Regions from separate parts of the Homo sapiens genome. Here region 2 is linked to region 1. The links are chromatin loops, found by intact Hi-C in ENCODE. Cell type or tissue: ovary. All regions are shown on one strand. Links, peaks and the distances in the headings refer to the core of each region. The heading gives the core; the rest is flanking DNA. Region 1 has its middle 6.4 kb from the start of RUSF1-DT. Region 2 has its middle 5.2 kb from the start of PYCARD-AS1.

Region 1 (2,914 bases), core at 314-2,813:
GTTGTTGTTTTTTTGTTTTATTTGAGACAGGGTGTGGCCCTGTCACCCAGGGTACAGAGGGACGATCTCAGCTTGCTGCAACCTCCACCTACCAGGTTCAAAGGTTTCTTGTGTCTCACCCGCCTGAGTAGCTGGGATTACAGGCATGCACCAACACGCCTAGCTAATATTTTTTGTATTTTTCATAGGGAAATACAAAATGATTTCACTATTTTGCCCTGGTTGGTCTCGAACTCCTGACCTCAAGAGAGCCACCCACCTCGGCCTCCCAAAGTGCAGGGATTATGGGCCTGAGCCACCATGCCTGGCCCCAAAAATCTGTTTTTGTTAATCTTTCTTGTCTAAGATCTCCTTACCCGTAAAATGGGAATAATGGGTTTTTTAAAGTTTTGTAGTTTAATTTGGAAATTAATTCACTAGTTGTTCTGTCAATTCCACAAGTCAGAACATTGTCAGGATGAGTGGAAGCATTTCTACAATTCCTTCATGCCTGTGATAATGTATAAGATATAGCTGATTAAATTATCTTATTCTTTTTCAAAAGTATTAAATATAAAGCTTTAACCTGCTCTGGACATACAAAGTACCTAATGGAGACTGTGATGTGTGGTGACAGGAAACATCTGGTCTCTGAGAATGATGAAAAGACCATGAAGTCAGGGGATGAGCGGTCAAGGTATCTTGATGACCTTAGGTTTTCATATTAGAACAAAAATCATGGACTTCAGTAGTTTTCTTAAGTAAATTATTTGATAATATTTACTCTGCCTTGAAAAACGTCCTAAAGCCATTCTTCGGCTCAATACTCATCTTAGTAACACTTAATTCAGTGAATAATTTTCCGTACCTTGAGTTTTCCTTTTACATAATAGACTTGTGTTTTAATATATCTAACAATTCTGACATTGAAATAATTTTTTTTTTTTGAGATGGAGTCTGGCTGTGTCACCCAGGCTGGAGTGCAGTGGCATGATCTCGGCTCACTGCAGCCTCTGCCTCCCAGGTCACGTGATTCTCCTGCCTCAGCCTCCCAAGTAGCTGGGCCCACAGGCATGCGTACCACCACATCCAGCCAATTTCTGTATTTTTATTAGAGACGGAGTTTCACCATGTTGGCCAGGCTGGTCTCAAACTCCTGACCTCAGGTGGTGATCCACCTGCCTCGATCACCCGAAGTGCAGGGATTACAGACATGAGCCACCATACCCGGCCTCCCCATCTCTATTTTTTAAAAAATAAAAATTTATTCTTTCCACAAATGGGTATTTGGACCCTACCTTGTGCCAGGCACTGACACAAAGCCCTGGAAATAGATTAGTGTTCCTGGATCTTATGATCGTTAGGGGAAGAGACAGGATGAGTGGCAGGGGTGAGGTTCAAGAGATCAGGCAGGGCCGGATCTGCAGAGTTTTGTTTGCTCTGACAAAAAGTTCGGGTTTTATTTTCAAGTATGAAGAAAAGCCATTGAAGGGTTTGGAGGAGAATGTTGCAATCTCCTTCCATAAAAGTAATGATAAGCCACTGTGAGGTGTTTTTGTTGTTGTTGTTTTTGAGACAGAGTCTCGTTCTGTCACCCAGGCTGGAGTGCAGTGGGACAATTTCGGCTCACTGCAACCTCTGCCCCCCAGGTTCAAGTGATTCTCCTGCCTCAGTCTTCCAAGTAGCTGGGATTACAGGCTAGTGCCACCACGCCTGGCTAATTTTTATATTTTCAATAGAGATGGGGTTTTACCATGTTGGCCAGGCTGGTCTCAAACTCCTGACCTCAAGTGATCCACTCACCTCAGCCTCCCAAAGTGCTGGGATTACAGGCATGAGCCACTGTGCCCAGCCCACTGAGAGGCTGTAAACCAGAGAGTTGGAAGCTGTGTGGAGAGTGACTACAGGAGGCAGGATTGGAAGGGGCGAAATCAACTAGGGGAAAGTCAAGGGGCTGAGAGCTTGGAGTATTCTGCCCCATGCTTGATATACCGGTGATCTTTGAACAACACGGGTTTGAACTGGGCAGGTCCACTTATAATGTAGATTTCTTTCAACCAAATATAGATCAAAAATATAGTAATGGCTGGAAGTGGTAGCATGCACCTGTAATTCTAGCTACTCAGGCAGTGAGATGGTAGGATCACTTGAGCCCAGGAGGTCAAGGCTGCAGTGAGCCATGGTCACACCCCTGCACCCAGCCTGGTGACAGAGTGAAACTATCTCCAAAAAGAGGAAAGGAAGAAGGGAGGAAGGGAGGAAGGGAGGGAGGAAGGAAGGGAAAAAGAAGGGAAGGAGGAAAGGAAGGAAGGGAGGGAGGCAGGAAAGGAAAAGAAGGAAGGGAGGGAGAGAGGGGAGAACAGAGCAAGAAGAAAAGAAAGGATACCAACATTTTTTCTTATTCAGTTAAATAATAAAAGGAAAAGGAAAGAAAATACAGCAGGCCGGGCGCAGTGGCTCATGCCTATAATCCCAGCACTTTGGGAGGCCGAGGCGAGTGGATCATGTGGGGTCAGGACTTCGAGACCAGCCTGGCCAACATGGTGAAACTCCGTCTCTACTAAAAATACAAAAATTAGCCAGACATGGTGGCACATGCCCGTAATCCCAGCTACTTGGGAGGCTGAGGTAGGAGAATCACTTGAACTCAGGAGGCGGAGGTTGCAGTGAGCTGAGATTGTGCCACTGCACTCCAGCCTGGGCAACAAGAGCGAAACTCCATCTAAAAAAAAAAAAAAAAGCAAATACAGTAACAGAGGGTTGCAAAAGCCACATATATGCAGAGCCAACTGCAAGACGAGTGTGTGCAGGTTTGCGTATACTCCAGGGTCCTGGAACCAATTCCCCAACTATAACAAGAGACAGTTGCACTATCAAATGACAGGATTTAGGCGCAGGCTTTCAAGAGACCTCATGAGAGAGAAATGTTACAGGC
Region 2 (2,914 bases), core at 296-2,795, 320 kb after region 1:
TGGACATGGTGGTTCATGCCTGTAGTCCGAGCCACCGTGGCTGAGGTGGGAGAATTACTTGAGCCCAGGAATTGGAGGTTGCAGTGAGCTGTGATCATGCTACTGCACTCCAGCTTGGGCCACAGAGCAAGACCCTGTCTCAAAAAAATAAAACAGGGGGGTGAGAGAGGGAGAAAGATGAAAGTTTTGTACAAAGTTCCCCTTCAGAAATAATTTGACTCTGCCAAACTCTAGAACGTTACTCTGAGAGGTGTTGAACCAACAGCATCATTATCACCAGAAAGCCTGTCAGAAATGCTTTGCGGGGAGGGCAGGGGGACAGTCTTGTTCTGTTTCCCAGGCCTGCGGGCTGGAGTGCAGTGGTGGGAACACAGCTCACTGCAGCCTCAACCTCTCCAGCTGGGACCACAGGTACATGCCACCACACTTTTTTTTTTTTGAGATGGAGTCTCATTCTGTCACCCAGGCTTGAGTGCAGTTGCATGATCTCAGCTCACTGCAACCTCCACCTCCCAGGTTCAAGCAATTCTCCTGCCTCAGCCTCCCAAGTAGCTGGGATTACAGGTGCATGCCACCACACCTGCCTAAATTTTGTACTTTTAGTAGAGGTGGGCTTTCACCATGTTGGCCAAGCTGCCCACCTTGGCCTCCCGAAGTGCTGGGATTACAGGTGTGAGCCACCGCGCCCAATTTTTTAAAATTCTGGTAGACAAAATGTTGCTGTTACCCAGGTTAGTCTCAACTCCTGGGCTCAAGTGATCCTCCCACCTCGGCCTCCCAAAGTGCTGGGATTACAGGAATGAGCCACCGCACCTGGCCTGAAATGCGTATCTTGAGCCCCACCTGGACCTACTGAGCTAGAATCCATATGTTGACAAATTATAAAGTTCAATTTATAAATTAAGCACAGGAGATTATTATACTGTACTGAAACTGTGTAAGATGAAACCATAGGTAAGGGAGGATTCCTCTGTATATATATATATTTTTTTTAATCTGTGTGTGTGTGTGTATATATATAGGTATAGATAGATAGATAGATAGATTATCCCCCTCAAGTTATAGAGGATGTGGTTCTAGCCATCTCAGACTGACAGGTTTGCGCACCCCTGCCCACAAGAGTAGGGATTTGCCTTGTTTCCTCCTCAAGGGCACAATAAACAGGATGGGTCAACTTTCCCTCAAACTCTGGAAAATCAAAACCAAAAAACAAGCACAACAAGCCTAGGTCTCCTTTTATTTATTTACTTATTTTTTTGAGAGTCTCGCACTGTCGCCCAGGCCAGGGGGCAATGGCACGATCTTGGGTCACTGCAACCTCCACCTCCCGGTTTCAAGCGATTCTCCTGCCTCAGCCTCTCGAGTAGCTGGAATTACAGGTGCCTGCCACCAGGCCTGGCTAATTTTTTGTATTTTTAGTAGAGACAGGGTTCACTATGTTGGCCAGGCTGGTCTCAAACTCCTGACCTCGTGATCTGCCTACTTCAGCCTCCCAAAGTGTTGGGATTACAGGCACAAGCCATCGCACCCAGCTGCCAGGTCCCCATTCTTAAGAACACTGCACTCAGTAGTGACAAAGAATCGGTGTGATTGTGCAACACCCCTCGGCGTGATGAGCACAGGCAGGATGTCACCTGGGAAACTCGGTTCCTGCCCACTTCATCCGGCCCTCGACTGCCCTTGCTTGGACCCTGCTTGCTCAAACACTTTGTCGTTGGCTCCAGAGTCCAGCATCAGCACTCTCACAGGGACAGCACATCCACCATCTTCAGCCCAACCATCCAAGCTTTCCTCTGCCTCTTGCCGCTAACATGGGTGGCCCTCAATTGTTTTCCAGGTAAGAGTCTCTACTGCCCCAATATTTAGGGCTAAAGCCACAATCCAAGGAGCTGACAGCATTAACCACCAACAGAAAGCAGTATTTCTTCCAGCTCCAAACTCCTGCTCATAAACTACATTCTCCAAGTCTGTTCCTGCCTCAAAGATACTGGGAATTTTAGACTCAATGGTCTCCAAAATTTCTTAGAATACCTTGAGATTGAGGATCTAATACTTCGTTTTTTGAGACAGAGTCTCACTTCATTGCCCAGGCTAGAGTGCAGCGGCGCGATCTCGGCTCACCGCAACCTCCGCCTCCTGGGTTCAAGCGATTCTCCTGCCTCAACCTCCCGAGCAGCTGGGACTGCAGGCACCTGCCACCACGCCCAGCTAATTTTTGTATTTTTAGTAGAGTCGGAGTTTCACCATGTTAGCCAGGCTGGTCTCAAACTCCTGGCCTCAGGTGAGGATCCAATATTTCTACAACAAAAAATCCTGGTCAGATGTGCTGGCACAACCCACTTGACAATACTTTCTCAGCTTGTATATGCCAGCGCCACTGAAGATTGTATTTGCATAAGAAGGTGAACACAATTGTAGAAATATTCTTCTAAGTCAAATTATTTCAAAATAGCCAGGTGCAGTAGCACACCTGTAGTCCCAGTCATTCAGGAGCCCGAGGCGGAAGGATCGCTGGGGCCCACTGAGACCAGCCTGGCCAACATGGAGAAACCCCATCTCTACTAAAAATACAAGAGTTAGCTGGGCATGGTGGTGCACACCTGTAATCCCAGCTACCTGGGAGGCTAAGGCAGGAGAATCACTTGAATCTGGAAGGCAGAGGTTGCAGTGAGCCAAGATCCTACCACTGCACTCCAGCCTGGGTGGCAGGGCAAGACTCTGTCTCCAAAAAAGAAAAAAGAAATCTGTACGTCAGAGATGTCTGCACTCCCACCCAATGCAGCGTTATTCACACTAGCCAAGATATGCAAGCAACCCAAGTGCCCAATTAACGGATGGATTTTTAAATGTGGTATGTAGACACAACAGAATGCTATTCAGCTTTTTAAAAGGAAACCGTTATTTGTAACATGGG

What was found. Hi-C counts contacts between places; a loop is a spot of excess contacts. Peaks named below come from ENCODE experiments on the same cell type or tissue, not always from the same donor. Only the 100,000 strongest peaks of a DNase experiment are listed, where the experiment ranks them.
Region 2: it touches region 1 in a loop (2.9-fold over the local background); 4 of 110 quality-filtered maps call a loop at or near these places.

The regions. Positions count from the first base shown.
Region 1 is chr16:31,513,366-31,516,279 of GRCh38, reverse strand. No RefSeq gene overlaps it. Among named protein-coding and RNA genes, the nearest start is that of RUSF1-DT, 6.4 kb to the right of the region's middle. In ovary, for the core only: no CTCF peak of the experiment used is centred there; no DNase peak of the experiment used is centred there.
Region 2 is chr16:31,195,273-31,198,186 of GRCh38, reverse strand. No RefSeq gene overlaps it. Among named protein-coding and RNA genes, the nearest start is that of PYCARD-AS1, 5.2 kb to the left of the region's middle. In ovary, for the core only: no CTCF peak of the experiment used is centred there; a DNase peak (open chromatin) is centred at 1,654.